Linked DNA regions of Homo sapiens: all the other regions are linked to region 2. Evidence: chromatin loops called from intact Hi-C (ENCODE). Cell type or tissue: dorsolateral prefrontal cortex. All regions are shown on one strand. Links, peaks and the distances in the headings refer to the core of each region. The heading gives the core; the rest is flanking DNA.

Region 1 (7,429 bases), core at 1,559-6,558, 250 kb before region 2:
CTTCTCCAGAGGCCCCATCCTCCACGGCAGCCCTAATCTTAGCCCCCCAGCCTCTCTGAGCCCCCATCCCACCCCCACACTGCGCTGAGCTGGCAGCAGCCACAGCTCCCCCAGGCAGTTCCTCTCTCACTGCGCGGCCTGTGCATCTCGCTGGGGCACACACTCCGCACAGAAGCTCCCTCGCCTCCTGGAGCTGGTTTCCTCTTACAGGCTCCCCTTAGAGCTGCTGGTGCTGTGACAACGCCTGCATCTCTGTGTCTCCCTGCAGCGCTGCGAGCTGTGAATCTGCCTTCTCTTCCCTTCCTGCAAAGGTCAAGCTGCCTCCTTCTCTCGCAGGGCCGCAGTTCAGTTCTGGCCTGCAGAGCTTCTACACTGCAACTTGAATATGGGAATGGGGTGGGCATCGTGCAAGGGAGCAGTCACACTCAAGCCAGGAGGCAGGGACAAAAGGGTGTGCGATTCAGGGAGGGAAACACTGAGGACAACCCTCAGAAAGCAGTGCAGGATTTGCAGCTAAAGACTCAAAAGAGGGAGAGAAAACGAGGAAAAGGCTGTTACTAGGTCGTGAGTCCTGAAGTGTAGGCCTTTCTCCTCCCACCCCGTGGGTTGCCCTAGGGGAAGGCCAGAAGAGGCCTCAGGTGTCTGCACTGTGTCCTGTGCAGTTCCTAGGGCCATGCACTTCCGGTGAGGCTGCACTTTACTCCAAGCAGGAGTCAGAAGCATGGAATTCAGTGGCCGCAGGAGCTCAAGTCGGCTGCAGCCCTTTCAAAGAGGGACCCCGAAGAGGCCTTTCTGCCACCCCAGCCCCAGAGAGGCTATGAGGCTCTACAAGCAGCAGAGAGAATGATACGGAGAAAAATGAGAGGAAACGCTATTAAACTTGCTTCCTCTAAAGAGCGCTACCCACCGTTTTCTCTGAACTGTACCTAAAAAGTCAGGAGAGAACTCGTTAACTTTTGTTTGGTTTAACATTGCCAGCTTCAAGTCAACCGTAGGCCCCCCGAAGGTTTTGTAAAATATTTAATCTAGCTCAGACAATTTCCTGCAGTCCCTAACCAGACCACCCCACTTACTGAGCCGCTGCCAAAAAGGATGCTTGACTGCAGACTGGCAACCAGAGGCCTTCCAGTCGCCTGGCTGGCCTTGACCTCCACTCGAGGCGCCAGGAAAGACCCTTCCCGGAATCCCGAGAGACCAAGACCTGGGTAATCCTGGAGGTCTAAACCCGTGAGGAAGCCCAAGAAATGGAGTTAAAGACCCTTTTCGCACAACCGATTGTTGTCTGTGTGACCTTCTGCGGCCCTTGCCCTCTCTGAACCCTCTAAAATGGGCATGAGGATGTCTCACCTTCCTCTGGGTGTTATGCATTTTGAAGCGTGGGCACTATGGGAGAGGCTGACGCTCTGTGTTCCCCAGCGCCCTCCACTCCCACCCCTTCACTGTTTTCTTCGACATTATCTCCCTAGAGAACACAGCAAGCAGGAGCGGGATCCTTCGACTCGGCTGACTCTCAACTCCTTCCAAACGTGAGGCTGACGGGGAGAACTCCTGCTCTGCCCAGTTTCCATTCCCGCCTCCAGAATAACGAGCCGAAAACATGTGTACTGTAAATAAAGCCTGTCTAAATAAAGCACTCGGGTAAAGGCTACCGAGAAAACACTCCGCATCGCTCTGTGCTCAGAGCGTGAGTCAGCTTCCCAGCCCCGGGGGAACAATGGGGACCTTGCCAAGGGTCCCCTTCTGTCGACCCCTGACGGCCCCCAGGCCCGTTTGGGTGGCGGGAGTGCCGGCACCCTGGGACCTTCGGGCCCGAGGTTCGGGAGGGCTAAGGGCGCTCCAGGCGACCAGGGTTGGGGTCCAGCCCCAGGATTAGCGCGGCCAGGAATCCCTCTGCCCGCAGCTGCCGCGGAGGGGTTGAGGGTTAAACAGACACCGGGCAGAGGAGCGAGCCTGCCGGCTGCGGCCGGCGCGGCGCGGCGCGGGGAGAGGACGGGAGGGAAGAGGGCGCACGCTACCTAGCCTCCCGACGAGAAGACGTCTCCTCCCCACGTCAGGCCGGGCTCTCGCCCACTCGGCTGGCCGCCTCTGCTCCCTGGCCTCTCAAGTCTCAGCGGAAAGAAACGTAGCGGCTGCCAAAAGCACCCCACTCCTTTTATTGTCCCCATAAGCCTATACACGTACACTAGCCACCCCCCCAACACACACACACAACACGCACACGTGTGCGGGAGACTCGAGGATGCCCTGCCTCCATCGCTCACAGAGTGAGTACCAAGGCCGAGCGAAACGGCACCCCTTTGGTGGAAGACACAGTGTTGGGACCAGTGGTGGCCTCCGCGCTACGTCTTCTATCGCAACCTCTGGGTTTCCTTTGCAGAACTGCATACCCCAGAGCAGAGGCCATGTGGAGACCTGCGGCTTGGTCCCGACTGGTGCAGTGGCCTCTGCTCTGGTGTGGGCTGGCGGTTTCCCCGCGCCCGGTGACCTTAAGGGGGTTTCCGGAGTCGCGCAGCCAGCCCTTCCTCCCAGCTTCTCCGGCCAAGGCCGCTCTCGGCCGCCCAGCCTGGTCGGGCTCGGCTAGTCGGCTCCTCGCCCCGGGCAGGAGTGCGGTTGGTGAAAGCACTCGGGGCCTCACCCACGCTCTGTGCACACGCGCCCCGCCGGGGCGGGAGCCGGAGCCGCGCTCCAACAGCCCGAAATTGCCAAATGGTCGCTGGGCAGGGTTGGGGATAGACTTTGGGAACCGGGTTTGAGCTGGAGAAGACGAGGAAAACGAGTGAAACGGGAGAGGCGGGGTGGGGTGACGGCTCATAAATCATCCAGCCCCACCCTCGGGCCTCAGTGCAGAGGCGCCCTAGCCCCACGAGGAAGAGGAGGTTCACCCAGCCACTCCTGGCCGACCTCTGAGCTCTCCGGGAGCCAGCGCCCCACCCTAGGCTCAGGCCGCGCTAGGACCAGCTCCCGGCCCAGATCGTAAACCACCCGCCGGAATCGGCGGAAAGCCGCCCTTGGACACAGCGCGCATCCGCCCAAGGGGAAGTTTATTTATAGCTTGTAAACGTAAAGGAAACCAGACCGCGCTACCTCGCCGCGCTCCGGCTGCTTCGCTCCCCACCTGCCCACCAGGAGGGCGCGACGGGTGGAGGGAGGTGGGGTTTGGTTCTGTGCCCCCCCTCCCCCGCTCCCGCTCCGCTGCCAGGGGAGAACAGGGTCCTAAGAGGCTGGCAAGCCTTACATTCCTCTCGGGACGCCTATCCAGTGCCATGAAAGCCGGAGGGGGCGGAGGACAGGGCCCGGGCACCGGAGTGGTTAGGGTGGGGGTGGCCGAGCTGGCCCACTTGGCACGGAAGGGCAGGCAGGCCAGGCGACGCGGCGCGAGATTCCACAGCTCCCGCTCCGGACCGGGGGAAATCCTGGAGTGCCAGAGAGCCCGGGGAGGGGGCGCTCCGGGAGCCTCTCCTTGAAAGGCGGGATGCTTTCCCCGTTCCTCCCGCGCACGTGTCCTCAGCAGAGCAGGCAAGCGCTGCGCGCCTGGGGCTGCGATCCTCGGGTGACAGCGACTGAGAGCGCGCCCTCTCCACCCCCACCCCCGCCGTCGCCGCCTCTCCTGGGGAGCTCCAGTCTCCAGGGTGCGCTCGGGGCAGGCCCCAAGAGCCAGAGAAACGGAAAAGTGCCGGGGAGGCGATTAGGAAGAGAAGACATTAAAAAGCCCAGCCCTGAAAGACAGGCAGCCGAGCTGAAAAAGACGCCTGCGAACCCCCACCCCGCCGCCCCTCGCCTACTGCGCCCAGACGGCCCCTCCTTGTCCCGGCTGAGCGCACCCACCCCCGGCCTCGGCCGGGGCGAATTCGTGTGTGTGTGTGTGTGTGTGTGTGTGTGTGTGTGTGTGTGCGCGCGCGCGCGCGCGCTCGAGTGCCGGGAGGGCAGTTGCGAAACGGGCTCTTGGCTGCAGCGCGGCATAATGGAGGTGGCTGGAACAATGCGCGCTTTGTGCGCGCGGGGAGTTGTTTTCCACCCGCCTCGCCCCCCTTGCTCGGGCCGTATGGCACTTTAATCTCCGCCACGACTCGGCACAAATGCACTTGTGTCCTGCGGGTCACTGGGGGCCGTGCGGCTGGAGCCGCCCCCACCCCGACCCCCGCGGAACCCACCGCCGGCTGCCCCATCTTCCTTCCTGAGCACCCCCCACCACCACCTCAATTCCCGGCGTGGGCCGGTGAGCTGGCGTGGAAGCTTCCGGGCCCGCCGGCCACTTTTATTTTCCGTGAAGACGGCCCCTCCCCCGCTCCACGAGCGCGCGCGCGCACACACACACACACACACACACACACGCCGCCCGCAGGCCCCACACTCACCGCCCTCTCTCGCCTAGCCTCTCCTCGGCCCGCCTCCGCCCCCGCCCCCGCCCCCGCCCCGCGCTCCGGACTCCTGCGAACAATAGTAAATGTCAACAGATTCCGCGCGGCGAGTGTCTGACTCGGCCGAGATAAGGGTGCGCGGTTGGCCCCGCGCTCCTCGTCGCCGCGGGGGGAGCCCACCCTGACCCCGGCTGGAAGGAACCGGCTGTGACTAAACCCGTGCCGGGAGAGGGGGGCGGGAGGGCAGGGCACCAGTCCCAGCTCGGTGGGGCAGCCTCGCCAGGAGACCAGGCCCTGCCCCGCCCCCACCCCACTTAACCCGTTGCCGATGGGGGAACCTATGGGCACCGTAAAAGCCGCGGGGTCGACGTGGCGGTCGGGCCTGCTTTTGGCCCACAGCTGCAATCTCCAGAGGATATCGGCAAAACGCTGATCCACGTGAGGACTCGCAGTTTTCGACCTACTGGGAGCCAGCACCTGAAGCAAAGGATTCGAGTCCTGATGTCCGGAGACTCATTAAAATATTTTCCTAAGCGCGCACACACTCGCAGGTCCTCCTCCTTGGTCGTCGGTAACCCACCACCCAACCGAATTAAAATTCGCAAATTGATTCCCACGCGTTGGTATTAATGGGTTGTTCCTCTTAAATTGTTGCCAACTTTGCTAATGGATTATTATTTAAATGATTTCTTTTTCATAAAGTACGTGTTGTTTTATAGATGCGTATTTACTTAAAGAAATCAACTGCATGTATTAACATATTAAAGAGAGAATAAAGCATCGGGGCCGGTGTAATGTACTGTTCAGCCTTACTTTGGGTGCTCTCGAAGATAGGAAAATCTTATTTGTTTAATAATAAGTCACTCATGAATATGCAAATGGCATCGGTGCAGTACCTCACTTCTGTCACTATTAATGAGTTGCAAATTAATGTGACAACAAAAGGAAAATCTATTTAGTGGAGGAACTCAGGTTCCTACCTGGGGAGATCACAAGCAAGCCTGGAACTTGAGTCTCCAGGCAGGAGAGGACTGGGGATGGACACGTACCTCCTCACGTAGTGTTTTCCTGGAGCCTCCACTATTGTTTGGTTTCAGGGACCTGCTTTGTCAGGAACCCCTTAAAATTCCTGCTCCAGACCAGAGGAAGAAAGGCTGCTCCAGGGTAATTAGGGCCAAGTGTGATTAATGGAAATCAACCCACAGTTTGAAGTAAAGCAGTTGGCCAAGCAGATTTTGGGGGGTCTCCTCCCCCGAGCTTAAAGATTCCCCAAAGCCTTTTTGACCTCTGTTGCTTTGGACAGGGTTGAGGACGTAAATAGCGAATTAGCCCTCACAGGCCTGATCACAGGTATTAAGACAGCACCCTATGCACTTGAATTTTACGAGGTGACTTTGCTGATGGGAGATTTAAGAGCAGATCAGCTCATTTTCCTGCCGACCTACTTCCCAGAGGTTACAGACTGAAGTCTGGTTGTCTTCCATTTGAGCCTTCATTCTTTTCTGGCCTACACACCAGAGCCTATTTTTATTTCATCGATGATGCTGAAGAGAGTGTTTCTAATTCAGTTAAGTTTGGAAACATCGCTGAGAAAAAATAAATGTTGAGCTGTCCAGAACTGTGAACGAATAGTTCAGGTGCCTGGATAGCATTTCAAAGAAGCTGTTTGACTAGGGAACCTTCTGGAAAGATGCACGTATTCGATATCTAACCTGGTTAATGGTTACATGGTTTTATACATATGTAAAAATTCATCAGGCTGAGCATTTAAGATCTGTGCACTTCACTATGTCTAATCTATGACTATGTAAAGCCACCCCAAAGCTTAGTGGTCTAAAACAACAATAATTTATTTTGCTCAAAAATCTGCAATCTGGGCAGGGCTTGGCAGGACAACTCACCTGTGCTCCATGCTGTCAGCTGGGGCAGCTCAACTGGAACTCCACTTTCAAGATAGCTCACACACATTGTTGTTGCTGGCTGTGGTTCTCCACGTGGGCCTCTCCACAGGGTGGCTTGGGCTTCCTTACAGCATGGTGGCTGTGTACCAAGCATCCCAAGAGAGAGGAAATGAAAGCTGTCAGTTACTTAAGGCCTGAGCCTGGAAGCAGATTTTTGGGGGGATTTCCCCCACCCAGCTTAGGTATTCCCCAAAGTTTTTTTGGCCTCTGTTGCTTTGGACAGGGTTTTGGACTATAAATCCGGAATTAGTCCTAACATGCCTGATCACATGCACTAAGACAACACCCTATGCACCCTATGCACCCTATGGCAGTACCATATCTGCCAAGTTCTTCTTTTCTTCCTTTCTTTTTTTTTTTTTTTTTTTGAGGCAGAGTCTCGCTTTGTTGCCCAGGCTGGAGTGCAGTGGCGCAATCCGGGCTCACTGCAACCTCTACTTCCCAGGTTCAAATGATTCTCCTGTCTCAGCCTCCTGCATAACTGGGATTATAGGTGCACGTCACCATGCCTGGCTAATTTTTATATTTTTAGTAGAGATGGGGTTTCACCACATTGGCCAGGCTGGTCTCAAACTCCCGACCTCAGGTGATCCGCCTGCCTCAGCTCCCAAAGTGCTCAGATTACAGGCGTAAGCCGCCTTGCTTGGTTTTTTTGTTTGGTTTTTTGTTTTTTTGTGTTTTGTTTTTTTTTGCCAATCTCACTCTGTCACTCAGGCTGGAGTGCAGTGGCAAAATGGTGGCTCACTTACAGCCTCAACCTCCCAGGCTCAAGCAATCCTCCCACCTCAGGCTCCTGCGTAGCTAGGACTATAGGCGTGTGTGACTGCGCCCAGCTATTTTTTAAAATTTTTTTTGTAGCGATAGAGTCTCAGTATGTTGCCCAGGCTGGTCTTGAACTCCTGGCCTCAAGTGATCCTCCTGCTTTGGTCTCCCAAAGTGCTGGGATCAGGCATGAGCCACTGTACCCAGCCTACATCTGCCATATTCTATTGCACAAGTAGTCACAGAGCCCAAACTCAAGGAGGAGAGGACATAGAACCCTCCCTCCCGCTTCTCAATATAAAGTGTATCAGAGATTTGGGGGGGGGGGCTATTGTTTTTAAAACTACT
Region 2 (7,429 bases), core at 1,097-6,096:
AGACTGGAAGGCTAAAAACTGGATTTCCCAGACACCTTTGCAGCTGGGACTGTGGATGAGAATTCAGTTTCACCAGTTAGATGCAATCGTGTGAAGTCTGGCTGTACCTGCTAGAGGTGTGTGTGTGTGTGTGTGTGTGTGTGTGTGTGTGTGTGTAACAACATTCTAGTGTTTGCTCAGTTACCGGCTTTGTGGGTGTTGAGAGGGGTTGTGGTGGCAGTGGCTTCCTGATCCTTGGATCGCAGCTATGGTAGTGCACTCTGGAAATCTACATTTCTAGAGGCAGGCTCCCTCACGCCTCACCTTCCTGATGGTGGCAGAGATGGCAGTAGTCTTGGCAGACCAGTTCAGTGGTGTTGTTTTGGGAGTCCAGAGACTGCTCCTCCTGCACCCTTCCAATAATTTTGTCAGCACCTAATTTCCTGTGTTAAATCTCTTCTTGCTTAAAATAGCTGGAGAGGTTCTCTCTTCCCTGCAATTGAACTCCAACTGCTGTCAGGGTAACCCCCATTTGCTCATTGATGGAATGAAATGAGATGGTAAAGCCCTTTATGTATGCTAGGTGTTTTTCTTTTTCTTTTTTCTTTTTGAGGCGGAGTCTCGCTCTGTCGCCCAGGCTGGAGTGCAGTGGCACTATCTCGGCTCACTGCAAGCTCCACCTCCTGGGTTTAGGCCATTCTCCTGCCTCAGCCTCCCGAGTAGCTGGGACTACAAGCGCCCACCACCACGCCCGGCTAATTTTTTGTATTTTTAGTAGAGACTGGGTTTCACTGTACTAGCCAGGATGGTCTCAATCTCCTGACCTCGTGATCTGCCCGCCTCGGCCTCCCAAAGTGCTGGGATTACAGGCGTGAGCCACGGCGCCCGGTCTGCTAGGTGTTTTACAAAAACGGGTCTCTTTTTTCAGAGGTGACTAAATGTGATAGAAACCCTGTGACAAGCCACCCTAATTTGTACAAGCTCTCAGCCAGTTGTTTTACATACAGTTGTTGGGGCAGGAAACAACCTGAAAGAATTCAGATTGAGTGGGTCGCCTGCTTTCAAAGGCTCATCAGGTCCTTGTACTTATTCAGGGGGAGTTCTGCCTCCCTGCCTACCATTAGAGCAATGACTGGCACCACAGGCATGGCACAGGCAGCTGGGAAAGGTGACAGGCTTCCTGGTGTGAGCCCAGAAGGTCAGCTGCCAGAGATCCTCCCCCGTCTGTGACTGTGCTCCACCATGATCGTTACTAGTTCGTGTTGAAGTGCACTGTTTAGGCTGGGCGTGGTAGCTCATGCCTGTAATCCCAGTACTTTGGGAGGCCGAGGTGGGTGGATCACTTGAGGTCAGGAGTTCCAGACCAGCCTGGCCAACATGGTGAAACCCCGTCTCTACTAAAAATACAAAAATTAGCTGGGTGCGATGGCTCACACCTATAATCCCAGCACTTTAGGAGGCAGAGGCAGGCAGATTACTTGAGGCCAAGAGTTCGAGACCAGCCTGGCCAACATGGTGAAACCCTGTCTATACTAAAAATACAAAAATTAGCAGGGGTGGTGTCATGCGCCTGTAGTCCCAGCTACTCAGAAGGCTGAGGCAAGAGAATTGCTTGAACCCGGCAGGCGGAGGTTGCAGGGATTGCGCCACTGTACTCCAGCCTGGGCAACAGAGCGAGACTCCGTCCCCGCCCCCCCCAAAAAAATTTAGCTGGGCGTGGTGGCGTGCACCTCTAATCTCAGCTACTTGGGAGGCTGAGGCAGGAGAATCGCTTAAACTCGGGAAGCGGAAGTTGCAGTGAGCAGAGATGGTGCCACTGCACTCCAGCCTGGGTGACAAAGCAAGACTCTGTCTCAAAAAAAAAAAAAAAAAAGCACGTTGTTTAATTCCTGACTCCTCCCCCAGTTAATCTCCACTTGATATTTACAAAACCTTCCCTTCCCCTCCCATGAAGAACAGGCTGACAAAGGATCTTGCTTTCTGTGGTGAAGAATGTTCTCATGGCCATGGCATTGGCCGCCTGAGTTAAGAGTTTCGAGAGAAAACAACTGAGAGGATGTAAATTGTACAGGGACAGGTTGCTTGGGGAGAAGTTCAAAAGACAAGGCTGGGCTTGGAGGACTGGGCCACCCGTGCAGAAGGGCGCTGGGTGCCGTGAAAGGAGAGGAACAGAACTGGAGAAAGGGTGTGAAAGTAAAGGGGGGATCTTGGAAAGCCCCCCCCACCCTGTTCAGTGGACAGAATGCTTCTCTCCCCTCATAGATCCAACTCCCTCATCTTCCCATCTCACCCTCTTGCTGTCATTCGATTTTCTGCCACAAAATGGGGACCCTCTGTGGAGTGAGGAACCAGGCAGGTGGCCCAGGGGGCCGCCAAGCTGGGTGGAAGCTGGTCTGGGGTTGGCTGCCAGAACAATCCAGGCTCCACTCCAGCCCATCAGGGGGCTTGAGGCTGGGTGGGTGAGATAAACTGTTTCAGTGGTTTTCAGGAGCCCTAATCAATTGCGAGGCAGAGCAAAGCCCTCTGCGGACAGATAAAGCCAGTCCTGCGTCGGTGCCCAGTTGGAGTTTGTGTGGTTTGAACTTTTGTGTGGTTTGGACAAGTTCGCCGGGTTTTGCTGGGGCGGTTTATTCTGTTTCCAAACTGCAGTAGAGGGAGGCAAACGGCCCTTGGACCCTACAAGCCACTCCTGAAATACGATAGGTGGCCTGTCCTCTCTCCCGCATGGTCCCAAAGGCTCAGGGAAGAGAGGCAGGGCAGGTGCGGGCCATACCCCGCCCTCCTGGTTCCCGCCGGTGGCTCCGGGTGTAGACATTTCTAGAAACGCTCCCCTGCCCAAGGCTGGCTAGACCTTCGCGTTGGGGAGCTGAGCTGCTGCAGGTTTGATTGTCTTCCCCTGCTTCCAAACTAGAAAGACGAATGCCCACTTTCGGATTCCATCTTCTGCCGCGGACGCATCCGGGACGCGCAGCCGCCCGGCGCAGAGGAAGCCCGGGACGCTGGGGACACCGCCTGGAGCCTCCGCGCATAGCACCGGGGCGTTTTTTCCTTCCAGCTGGAGGCTTCCCATTTAACCTCTAAGGTGCCAGAAGATCCGGATCCCTCGCGGGCAGGCCTTTGGCTGGCTCCGGGCTAGGCTGGGACCCCAGATCCCAGTGCCGCTGGCGAGCACTCGGCGTGCAGATGTCTGGGGGGCTGTGCGCGGGAGAGGAAGTCTGCCCAACGAGGTGGACGGACACTGGGCCCGCGGGGACCCATCTGACAACGCCCGGTCCCCAGGGAAGCCTGTGCGAGCCTGCGGGGGACCAGGGCAAAATAGAATCAGGAACATGTGTTGTTTGGGAGGGAAGCTGGGGCGCATGGCATGTCTCAATAGTGCTGGCACCCTCCAGGGACCTTCCTGCTTCCACAGAAGGTGGGGACGGGGAGGCGAGCATGGAGAGAGAGAAAGGGAAGTGGGAAGAAATTGGTCACGGAGGAAGCTATTTTTATGCTTTGCTACAGCTGCGTGCGTTTCTCTGACCAACTAGGCAGCGAAAATTAGACCGGCTCCGGCTGAAAACAGGCCCTAAACTTCACGGGGGTTGGGGGTAGTGGGACACGCGCAGGAAAGGGAAGGAGAGGGGGAAATCCCCATGGATCTGGCAAACCCCAGTGTCCCGGAAGCTGTCAATGCGCAGAGAACAAGCTCCCCTGCCCTCCCCGACTCCAGATGCCTCAACCTTCACCTTGGATGTCAGAGGCATCCTTTCCCCTCTGTGTGACATCTTGGGCATGACACAGCCAAGACTGAGGGTTAGTTCATCAGTGTCTTCTGCTTTTAGGCCTCAGAGGACTTATCCTTTTTGGCAGGGGACCAGACCTCCTGGGTGGCCTCCATCACCACTAAGTCACTTGGGCACCTGGAGAAATGGCAAAGGTCCCAAACAGGAAACCAAGATTGGGAAGTGAGGGCCCTAGAATTAGAATCTTTTGGGGTCTATGATTGTCTAGGTCAGCAGTTCCCAAAGTGTGGTCTGAGGATCCCTGTGGTTCCCTGAGCCCTTTTCAGACTGTCCTTTTCTAACTGCAAAGCTCCATTAGGCTGGATTTTCTTCAACCAAAACAATGTATCACAACGCATTGGATGCCCAAGCCCCTATGAGGAAGCAGCTGTTTTCAATTAAGCCAGATATTAAAGAGGTTTGCAAAAATGTAAAAACGATGCCACTTTTCTCCCTAAACTTTTTTGTTTGTTTTGGAAAATACGGTTATTTTTTAATAAAATTGTGCTATCGATGTTACCATGTATTTTATCCATTGCTGTGTAACAAGTTACCCCCAAAACTTAGTGGCTGAAAACAACAGACATTTATTATCTCACACAGTTTCTGTGGGTCAGGAATCTGGGAGCAGCTTAGCTGGGTGGTTCTGGCTCAGGGTCTCTTAGGAGACTAATCAGGGTGTGTTCCAGGGGTAGGAGCATCTCAAAGCTCAGCCGGGGAAAGATCCACCTCCAGACTCACTCATGTGGCTGCTGGCAGGCCTGGGTTTCTTGCCACGAGGCCCTCTCCACAGGGCTGCCTCGTGACAAGGCAGCTGGCTCCTCCTAGAGAGAGAAAAGAGGGCACCCAAGACAGAAGGCACAGTCTTTTTGTAATCCAATTTTGGAAGCCACATCCCTATAGGACAATAGATCTATTAGGAGTGAGTCTGTAAGTCCAGCTAGCGTTCAAGGGGAGGGAATTACTCAAGGGTGTGGGTGACAGAAGGTGGGAATTACTGGGCACCATCTTAGAGGCTGCCCACCACACATGTAATATATTCATAATTGTTATTTTTAGATCAATTAATATATAAATATTAAAAATGTTCCTTTTTTCATTTTTAATGTGGGAAATACTGACAAGACCAATATAACCAAAAGCATTTTGGAGTCCTCAATAATAAATAAAAAAGTCAAGGAGTCCCAAGACCTAAAGGTTTGAGAACTGCTGGTCTAGGTTTGTGGTATTTACAGGAGAAGTACCTTGGTACTATGTGGGGGCCAATCCATCCACCCACCCATCCACCCATCCACCCATCCACCCATCCGTTCATCCATCCATCCATCCCTCCATCCTTGCATCCATCTCAGCTATCCACCCATACATGCAATCAAAATATTCCAACTACTGGGCTAGGGCTGGTGCTTTAACAGTAAATAAGACCGCCAGTGATTGTCCTATGGAGCTATAACATGTTAACAGATGACACAATTAACAAATAAATAAGATAAATTTTAAAACAGTAACTTCAAGTTGTGATAAGTTGGGCCCCCAAAGCCTAGACCCTAGAGAAGCAGGTACTCTTGAATTGACACCATTTTGGGGGGCATCATAATAGGTGGCCCACACTGGGGGTGAGGTGGGCCCAGACTGCACGGTCCAGGGAGAAGGGAGTATGTCCCAGCTGTGGCCAGATAAGTGTAAAGCCCTAGTGAGCCAGAATAATCTGGTATCTCCCAGGTTCTTCATGCCTAGTTAATTTTTGGCCCCCCACCCACAATGAGTTTTTCATAAAAGTCCAGCTTCCTTTAAGTCTCTGGGCCCCCCACCCACAATGAGTTTTTCATAAAAGTCCAGCTTCCTTTAAGTCTCTAGTCTTCCTTTAAGCCTGGGGGGAAATCATCCAGGTTTGTCCTGGAAGCCAGGGTACTGGTGACTGTGAGACTTAGGGTGAGAGGCTCTCAAATGGAAGATGCAACCCATATGGGCAGAATAACTGGGACTACAGGTGCATTCCACCATGCCTGGATAATTAAAATAATTTTTTTTTTTTGTAGAGACCCAAGGTGGTCTCAAACTCCTGAGCTCAAGTGATCCTCCCATCTCGGCCTCCCAAAGTATTGGGATTACAGGCATGAACCACTGCTCTCCACCTGATAGCATTTTGATAGGAGGAGTAAGGGATAGTCTGGGGCAGAGACAGGCAGCGATCCCAGGCTGGAGACACAAGGAGGCCAGGCTGTGGGACAGGAGAAGCAGGGGTGGGTGGCTGGGATGGGAATAGAGCATAAATGACAAGTAGTGGCTGAGCGCAGTGGCTCAAACCTGTAATCCCAGCACTTTGGGAGGCCAAGGCGGGTGGATCACTTGAGGTCAGGAGTTCAAGACCAGCCTGGCCAACATGGTGTACTAAAAATACAAAAATTAGCCAGGTGTGGTGGTGCACGCCCACACCTGTGATCCCAGCTACTTGGGAGGCTGAGGCAGGAGACTTGCTTGAATTCAGGAGGTGGAGGCTGCAGTGAGCCGAGATCACCCCATTGCACTCCAGCTTGGGCGACAGAGCGAAACTCTGTCTCAAGGAGAAAAAAAAAAAAGACAAATAGTGACCTTTCCTACTTCAAACCCTTGCCTAGGCCAGCCCTGCTCTGAGCATCAGCTGAAAGACTTTGAGCATTTTTAAAGAGGAAATGTGCCCCCTCCCGCTCCCCTCAACTCGTGGTTTCACAGTGTAAATTGTGCTTCAGAAGGCAGGGCTCACCCCCTCAGGGGACACAGCAGCTTTAATCTGTTACACCTGCTTTTAGTGACCAGGTCCCAGGGCACAGCAGGCTCCAGAAAGACCAGGCCAGGCCTCTTTGGAATGACAGGGGGCAGAGGTGCTTTTTTCTAGGGTGGGTGGGTCTTTGCGGACCAGGCACAATTCTGCTTCCAGAGCAGTCTTCACCATAATGGTCCATTGGTGGCTTCAGCCTCAGGTTTGAAGGTGGGCTACATCACAGCAAAATGCTAAAACCTGGTGAATATTTGTATGCAAGTTCAAGCCCTATTTGGCTCTTGACCCCTTTTAAGAGAGAACGGGGTGTTGCCATTGGTTTCAGGTCTCATCTGTGGATTAAATTTGTGAGCTAATAATAACCAGTTCAACTGCCCCTGATATCAGTGGTTCTCGAAGCATGGTCCTGGCCCAGCAGCATCACTGGGAAGCTTGTTAGAAACACAGATGTTGGGGGCTCACACCAGACTGGCTGAGTCATACTCTTTGGAGATGGGCTGAGGCCCGGGGATCTGTGTTTTAAGAAGCCCTCCAGGTGATTCTGACGCCCATTCAAGTTTGAGAATCACTGTTTATTAAGTGTATTATCCCTATTTAACAGATGAAGAAAATGCAGTTCAGAGGGGGATAAGTAACTCTACCAGGATCAAGCTGCCATCAAGTGGAGTGCCAGGACTCAAACCTGGGTCTTTCATTGGAGGAATTATGTGGGCCGAGCGTGGTGGCTCATGCCTGTAATCCCAGCACTTTGGGAGACCGAGGAGGGAGGATCTCTTGAGGCCAGATGTTTGAGAGCAGCCTGGCCAACACAGCAAGACCCCCATCTCTAAAAAAAGAAAAAAAAAAAGAGAAGCTGTTTTTTCTTTTGATTCTTCCCGTCCATCCATCCATCCTCTTTCAGCCTCGATTCTCTCTCCTGGGGTTCTCA
Region 3 (7,429 bases), core at 1,250-6,249, 210 kb after region 2:
CGCTATCCTAACAGCGTACTCCTAGCCCTAATTACCCCAGGGCCAGCCACTAGACAGCCTGGGACAGCCCCTACACCCCAGAGCCCACTGAAATTATTCAAACTAGCCAATCATAAACTTGCTCATGCTGCCTGGCCCATTCCTTGCCGCAGAAACCACAACAAAGGTACGTGCCCACCATTTCCTCCTCGACCTCTGCTTCCTGATCAAACTGAGCACTTCCTCGTGGTCTCCCCTCCCCAACCCATGGAGTGGCATGCCCCCTCCTGTTGGGATCTGTGAGTATAGCAAACTGCCTTTTCAATGGCAATGGTCTCCATTTTAATGGCAATGGTCATCCATAATGGCTGGCCTCACCATACTTGAATAACAGTAAAGCATATAGGTTAAAACAGGATGGAGCATTGGCAAGGGAAAAACATTGTCTTTTTCTCCGGAAGGTTCCAGAATGCTTTTGTTTGTGAACCCTTTCTGGGCAAATGTAAGTGCGAAACATGATGTGTGACTTAGGTCAGACTGAAGAAGGAACTTCCTGCTAGTCAGCAAGGCCACCTGCACTACCCAGTTCCTGGGGCATCCTTAAAATGGTGTCATCAGCAATACCAACCCTAGTGAGCTGATTTCCCACAGAGCAGAGGCAGGGACTGAGGCCATGCAGCCAGGCTCCTGCTGGCTTAAGGCTTTAAGGAATCTGCCACTCATCAGAGCATAGCCCCACCCCTTGCTGAAGGAGGCTATGAGGTTCCCTACAGGGCCCACGGTCCCTACAGACCGCTGACATCATCCTCACCTGAGAAGGGAGGAGGGATGGGATTACTGCCCTCTCTGCTGCCCTGGGGCTCTGGGCCCGATGACGTGGGGCATCCTGGCGGAGGCTGGCTTGTGTTCACAGCCGCCTGCCGGGAGCTGGAGCCTGTCAGCTCGAGCGGCAGCGAGGGAAGACGTTTCTGACACAAAACCCCAGGGGAATGCATGGAGGAGCTGGCTGTCATTACTTATTAACAATGGGCCTGATCCCCAGCCAGGCAGGCCCAGGGAAATAGCCTGTGGGGAGGCCGGCCTACCCCCAGCGAGGTGGATTAACACTTTCAGGGCAGGAGGGAGCCGTCTGAGGGGGTCAATTGTCACATTTTTGCATGTAAGCGGGCGGGGGGGGCGGGCAGAGGGGGGCTCTCTTTATGTTTTCGAGGCAGGAACACTCTTTTCCTTATCTTCCCCTCCCCTCTGTGTCCACATTTTTCTGTTCTCCTGCCTTGGCAGGTTTTGAGCAGGCACACTCACAGGATGTAGGAGACTGCTCAGAGGGGACAGACAGTAAGATTCCACAATGCACACAATCTGAAACCCAGGTCTAATGAGTGCCCTCACAGAGGGCCTACAGGGGCAGGAAGAGGGAGAAGGCAGCCAGGGCGGAGGTCAAGGAAAGGTCTGCAAATGAGCTGGTCATTAAAGCCGGTTCTTGCCTCTTCATCTCCCCTCGGGGGGTGCCCGGCTCTAGTACCAGCCTGCTCTGTCCAGCCTGGCGACCACAAGTGGACAGAGTGACCCACCTGTGCTGTTGCAGGTCAAGTTTCCTGGGGAAGGAGATGCTGAGACTGAGAGTAGCAGGCAGGACCTTTGCTAGGGAGCGCTGTTAGGATCAGCACCTGGGGAAGGGAGTGGGGACTAGACTATAATGCAAGCCCGACAGTCGCCTCAGCTGGCCTCACGGAGGGCTCTGTGTTTGGCGGAGGGCTCTGTATATGGCAGATGCGCCTGACAGCAATAACTGAAGAATGACCCTGAGAATGACCATGTGGTCTAAGAAGAGTGTGTATTCCAAGTCCCAAGCTAAGTAATCCCGGAGTGGCTAACCTGGAGATTCACTCCATATCTATGAAGGACATCTGAACCCCCAGCCCATCCCTTGGAATGCAGGCCATACAGGGGATCAAGGCCCTTTGTTTGGGGTTGGATGGAGGTTGCTAGATGGAGGGTGCTAGGTGGCAAGTACTAAGTGAAAATGCCATATAAACGGCATGCTTATTACAAATTGTAGCAATTGTCCTGTCCAGCCCGCCATCACTGGACTATCCCCGTGTGGAAGTCCCCCCGGTAAACCCTATGTCTTGTTCTCTATCTCTGGGTCTCTTCTTCGGCCTCTTGGATGCAGTGCCATCATTACAGGAGTCAATAAGGGTCCGGCACAACACTCTGGAGCTGGGTGGAGCCTTCAGATTTGGGGTGGAAGGCCAGCCTCTATAGCCTCCCATTGATCAGCTCCTGGACATGGGCTTCCCTAGAAGGCTGGCATAACCCTTGGCAGGGCAGTTTCTTCCGCCTTGGGGAGGGGCTGGCTGCAGGCAGTGCTCTCAGCAGAAGAAAGTAAGTTCTTCCTTCCTGAAGGGGGAGCACAGCAGACCCCACCCCCACCCTGCCCCGCACCTGCCTCCTGGAGGACCATGAATGAGGGTCTCCAAATCACAACAGAGGTGTTCCTCTCCTAGAGTGGCCCTGGCCTCTCTGAGCAGGGAGCAGGAGTCCTGCCTCCCTGTAGAGGCCAGCCTGGCCTCCTTTCCTGTTGCATCTCCTCCCAGCCCTCTTCCCACCCCTTCTCCACTGAAATTATTCAAATTAGCCAATTCTAAGCCTGCTCATCCTGTCTCACCTATTCCTCCCCACGGAAACCATAGTAAAGGCAAGTGCCCACCATTTCCTCCTCTCCCTCTGCTTCCTGGCCAAACTGGGTACTTTCCCATGTGCCCCACCCCCACCCCCATTCCAGCTCTTGCAGGCACAGAGTAGGAAAATCTGGCATGCTCCATGGTTTGTACTTGTATGAATGGCACCCTGGGCTTGATTCCTGCATGGTCCTGCGTACATCCAAATGCTGATTTGGTGGACTTTGCACCCCTCAGTCAGACTAGAAGGTTAGAGAATCCCACTGCTCGCCTCGGGCAAACTTTCCTGCAAGGCGCTGTTGGAGCATTTCAAAGGACAGAGAGCTGAACTTCACTGAACTTAACAGAACAAGTTGTATGACTGCTTTGCACAGCTTGCTCAGAAGACTGATGAGCAAGACTTCCTTGAAAGTGACCTGGTGGCCCAGTGTAGGAAGGGTACTTACCCCCCTCACCCATCTCTAATTACTGGAGGCTACAGAAGTTTCCCAAAAAGAGCCTAATAGTTTTGCATGACCAAATTGGCTTAGGTCAATTTGCAGCAGCCTAAAACCCCACCCCAGATCCTCTATAAAACCTTAATCAGCTGTGAATCTCTACCTCCCCACACCAATAACCACTGTATGCCTCGGTGTTTTCTCATGGGTATAGCAGGAATCTAATACTTGGTCCTCTGTCGTAAGAAGCTGTAAGGACTGTAAGTATTGTTTTCTTAAACGCTTCCAAAACAAGTTGGGTTCGCAAATTGGAGACTGACATCTTGGTGGGAGGAGGAAGATTTAAAAAAAAAAAAACAGCTGCCAGAAGTGTCCACAGATTTTCTTGTCCATGTCACAGCAAGGAAGCATTTATTAAGGGCTAGTGGGCATGGGCAGTGGGACGGGCATGGCACTTGAGCGAACTGCACTGGCATGGTCCCTAGTGTATCTGTGTTTACAGCTCAGGCTGGACGACACCACGTGAAGCCAGATTAGGGGCAGCCACCAACCACACACATCCTGCACGAAATCAGATAATCAATGCAAAACACGTCGACAAGGAGGTAAGATTAGATACATACATCTGATGGCTCAAAATGCTGATTGCCTACAGAAAACCAGGGCTGTGGATTATATTCTAAACTTGAGTTAAATCTTCTCTCCATACAGCCTGGCCCTGAAGGGTGGAGTCAAGGTCAATGGTGAAATGGATGGTTCTCAGGCAGCAGTAACATGCTCACCTGTGTGAGATAAACCCAGTGCTCAAGACCTTAGAGCACAGCATTAGTTTTGAGTGTCTGTGGGCCCTTTTAGTTGACAAAGCATTTTCACTGTCATTACCCAGTTAGACCATTACAGCTGATTCCAAGTGTGAGAGATGCAGGGTGGATAGCTACATCTCTTTGGGCTTACCGATAGCTACCCCCTGTTGCTTGCTGATAAGTGCCCAGTTTGTTGTTGTTCTTGTTGTTGTTGTTGTTTGAGACAGAGTCTCGCTCTGTTGCCCAGGCTGGAGTGCAGTGGCATGATGTCGGCTCACTGCAGCCTCCATCTCCTGGGTTCAAGCGATTCTCCTGCCTCAGCCTACTGAGTAGTTGGGACCACAGGCGTTCATGGAAGGTGGGCTCAATCCCAGGAGATGACTCAATTACCCTAGGCCAATCATCATGCAAAAACCAATTTTTTGATGATTTAGTATAGGGACGTCCCTGAACTGATCAATAAAACCTAGGATGATCCTGGTGGGTAATTTCTCAGAAATATTTTTCTCCCTGAAAAAGAGCAATGCTAAGGAGACTGCTGCCACTGTCACCCATCCACCTTCTTCCAGCCTTTGAATGCCATCGTAAGGATATTAGATGTAGGAGCAGCAGCAGCCATTTTTTGATTGTGAGGGGATGACAAAACAAAAATGTAGAAAGAGCTTGGGTCTTTCATGACCTCTTTTGCCACTCAATGTAAGACCACCTGCCTCTAGATTTTTTTTCTTTTTCTTTTTTTTTTTTTTAAGAGACAGGGTCTTACTCTGTCACCCAGGCTGGAGTGCAGTGGCCCAATCATAGCTCACTGCAGCCTTGAACTCCTGGGCTCAAGCAAACCTCTCACCTCAGCCTCTTGAGTAGCTGGGACCATAGGCATGTGCCACCACACCCGGCTAACTTTTATTTTTTAATTTTTTTTAGATACGGGGTCTCACTCTGTTGACCAGGCTGATCTCAAACTCCTGGTCTCAAGCGATCCTCCTGCCTCAGCCCCACAAAGTGCTGGGATTACAGGCACAAGCCACCATGCCTGGCTTTGGACTTCTTGTTATATAAGACGTTAATATACTGTCATTGTTTAAAAAAATTTTTTTTTGTTAGATACTCTGCTGAGAGTGTCCTAATGGGTATAATCCTGATTTAATAGTTGAAAAAGCTAAGGTTCAGAAGGTTCAGAGAAGTTGAGTCATAGAGTTAGTAGCAGAGAGGGGCTGCTACTAACTCTCTCCTCTGCCTCTGAACTCTACAGTCTTAGGGGATCCCTGGGGCCTCCTCAGGGTTGGGGGAGGGGTGCCAGTGGTTGAGCTCTGTGTTCCTGCCTCCCTTTCCCCACCCAAATCAGAGCAGTGGGGGCTTTTATCTGATTTACCTTACTGTCTTCTCACTAACATTCTGTTTGAAACAAAGGACTACAAGGTTTAAAAATATTTTAAGCCACAGTCTTACCACTTGCCCTTTAATCACCAACAGCGGCTCTATGCCCCACCACAGGGGAAAAAATTGCAAAGAAAATGTCTTTTTTAAGAGGAAACAGAGAGTGAGTAGTATTTTTATTTCCTAGGTTAAAGCCCAGAGATCCTAACAAACTGCTCACTCATGTGCGCACACATGCAACCTACAAACACATACACAAATGCACTTTTGAAGCATATACATTCAGACACACCACTCACTTTATTTTTCATCCTATTAGGCTCTCTCAGGTTATAAAGCACAGAGACACAATGAGGTTAGCACAGGTGCCGGGGTCTATAGAAGCCCCTGGAGGGCCAAGCATGAGCAAGAGCTCCTGCCTTGCTTCTGGAAATGGCAGCAGCCACAGCCAGACTTGTCATCTGGTCTTGTCCTCAGCTGCTCCAGACTCCAGAGCCACCTCCATTCTTGAGAACCAGCTTCTTTTGGCTTCTACTGCTCCCTCTCAAGGTGTCCAGAATTAGACACTTTCCCCCAGAGTGGATCTCATCAAGTGCGCTCCTCACCACACCGTGCAGATGCACCAGCCTTGCTGGGGCTCCTCAGAGTTCTCAAGCCAGGACACCTCATGCCCAGGGTGCAGATACCCGATCCAATCAAAGGTAACAGGGTAATCAGGTAACAGAGTTAAATGACATATAACACAGGTGGCAACTTATGCAAAAGGAACCTGTCTCCTCAAAATGGAATGATGAGCATTGCAAGTGCTTACCATTTAATCAGCCCCATTGCAGCTGCCTGAGAGCAAGTGGGGACTGCCCTCCTTTCCTCCCTCTCTGCAGTGCTTTCCTCCCTCTCCCTTCTTTTCTCCCCTCCTTCCTTTGCTCTTTTATTCAATGAACATTTCTTTGATGCCTGCTGTTCCAGTTATCTATTGCTGCATGATAAATGATCCCTAAATTTAGTAACTTCAAAGGAAAACCATTTTATTACATCTCACAACTTTGCGGGGTGTCAGAATTCAGGCAGGGCTCGGCTGGGCGGTTCTTTTGTTCCTTATATGGTATCTGCTGAGAACACTCAGCAGTATTTGCTAGCAGCCTGGTTGGTCTAGAGGGTCCAAGATGGGCTGTGTCTAGTGCCTCGGCCAGAAAGGTTAAAAGGCTGGGCTCGCTGGGCCACTCTCCCATATCATATGATCTCAGGGCCTCTCCATGTGATGTCTCTAGTAGGTGAGTCAGACATCTTATGTGGCAGTTCTAAGAGTGAGTGTTCCAAGAAACAGGAAGCGTAAGCTGCCAGGGTCTTAAGGCCTGGGCACCAAAATTGGCACAGCATCACTTCTGCCATATTCTGTTTGTCAAAGAAGTCACAGAACCCACCCAGATTTAAAGGAAGAGATCTAGACTTCCAGGAGTGTGAAAGCATTGGTGGCCATCTTTAATCCGCCACATCTCCTTTCTGCTGGGAATTGGGAGAAATGCTGTGGAATTAAAAATAAAATAACATGAACACTGCCATTTTGTTCCCTTTTTATTTCTGCTGGGTTCAGTCCATATCTGGGGGTAAACTTTCCCTAAGCTACAGGAAAAACTTTGACATTGCAATGAGTGTGTGTGTGTGTGTGTTGGCCAAGTGGGTCAGAGGGTGGTTGGGGGTGGAGTAGGAGATAGAAACTGATCAGGGCAGAGTTGCTCTCAAGAGATAATATTGGGTGGGGGTTAAGATCCAGGAGAAAAGAAACTGCAGCGTACAAGACTGGGGCCAGGCTAGGTAGGTGGAGGCAGAGAGGAAAGCTCTGTTGGCAGTTGTCAGGGGAGGGAATTACCTTGAGGATGCCTTAGTCTGGGTTCCCCCTACAAGCAGACCCTAAAACAAAGATTTGAGAGCAGGTAGTTTGTTGGGGAGGTGATCCCGGGAGGCATGATGAGGGGCTGGGGAAGTGAGACAGGGAAGGGAGAGAAACCAATCAAGGGTGTGCTAAGGAACAGGTAGGCAACAGGGCTCAATCCTGCTAGGGCCCCCTGTGTGGAACATGCCCCATACCCTGGGGTTGTTGACTGAAGAGCCCGGAACTAGGCTGTTTATGCATCAACTCCCCTCCATCTGTGATCAA

What was found. Peaks named below come from ENCODE experiments on the same cell type or tissue, not always from the same donor. Only the 100,000 strongest peaks of a DNase experiment are listed, where the experiment ranks them.
Region 1: it touches region 2 in a loop (6-fold over the local background); 18 of 110 quality-filtered maps call a loop at or near these places.
Region 3: it touches region 2 in a loop (4-fold over the local background); 10 of 110 quality-filtered maps call a loop at or near these places.

Annotation. Positions count from the first base shown.
Region 1 is chrX:40,010,536-40,017,964 of GRCh38, forward strand. LINC03053 (long intergenic non-protein coding RNA 3053) reads left to right here. Exons shown (of 2, transcript XR_007068218.1): 2 at 1-1,659. Among named protein-coding and RNA genes, the nearest start is that of LINC03053, 5.0 kb to the left of the region's middle. RefSeq lists enhancers at 1,506-2,229, 3,967-4,466 and silencers at 1,961-2,010, 3,221-3,310. In dorsolateral prefrontal cortex, for the core only: no CTCF peak of the experiment used is centred there; DNase peaks (open chromatin) are centred at 2,983, 3,376, 3,966 and 4,526; H3K4me3 peaks cover 3,439 bases; H3K27ac peaks cover 3,655 bases; H3K27me3 peaks cover 5,000 bases.
Region 2 is chrX:40,264,213-40,271,641 of GRCh38, forward strand. All of the region lies in intron 1 of LINC03099 (long intergenic non-protein coding RNA 3099), which reads left to right. Among named protein-coding and RNA genes, the nearest start is that of LINC03099, 5.0 kb to the left of the region's middle. RefSeq lists enhancers at 3,619-3,718, 3,749-3,798. In dorsolateral prefrontal cortex, for the core only: a CTCF peak has its summit at 2,981; a DNase peak (open chromatin) is centred at 2,999; H3K4me3 peaks cover 1,247 bases; H3K27ac peaks cover 1,340 bases; H3K27me3 peaks cover 5,000 bases.
Region 3 is chrX:40,473,508-40,480,936 of GRCh38, forward strand. No RefSeq gene overlaps it. Among named protein-coding and RNA genes, the nearest start is that of ATP6AP2, 100 kb to the right of the region's middle. In dorsolateral prefrontal cortex, for the core only: no CTCF peak of the experiment used is centred there; no DNase peak of the experiment used is centred there; H3K27me3 peaks cover 5,000 bases.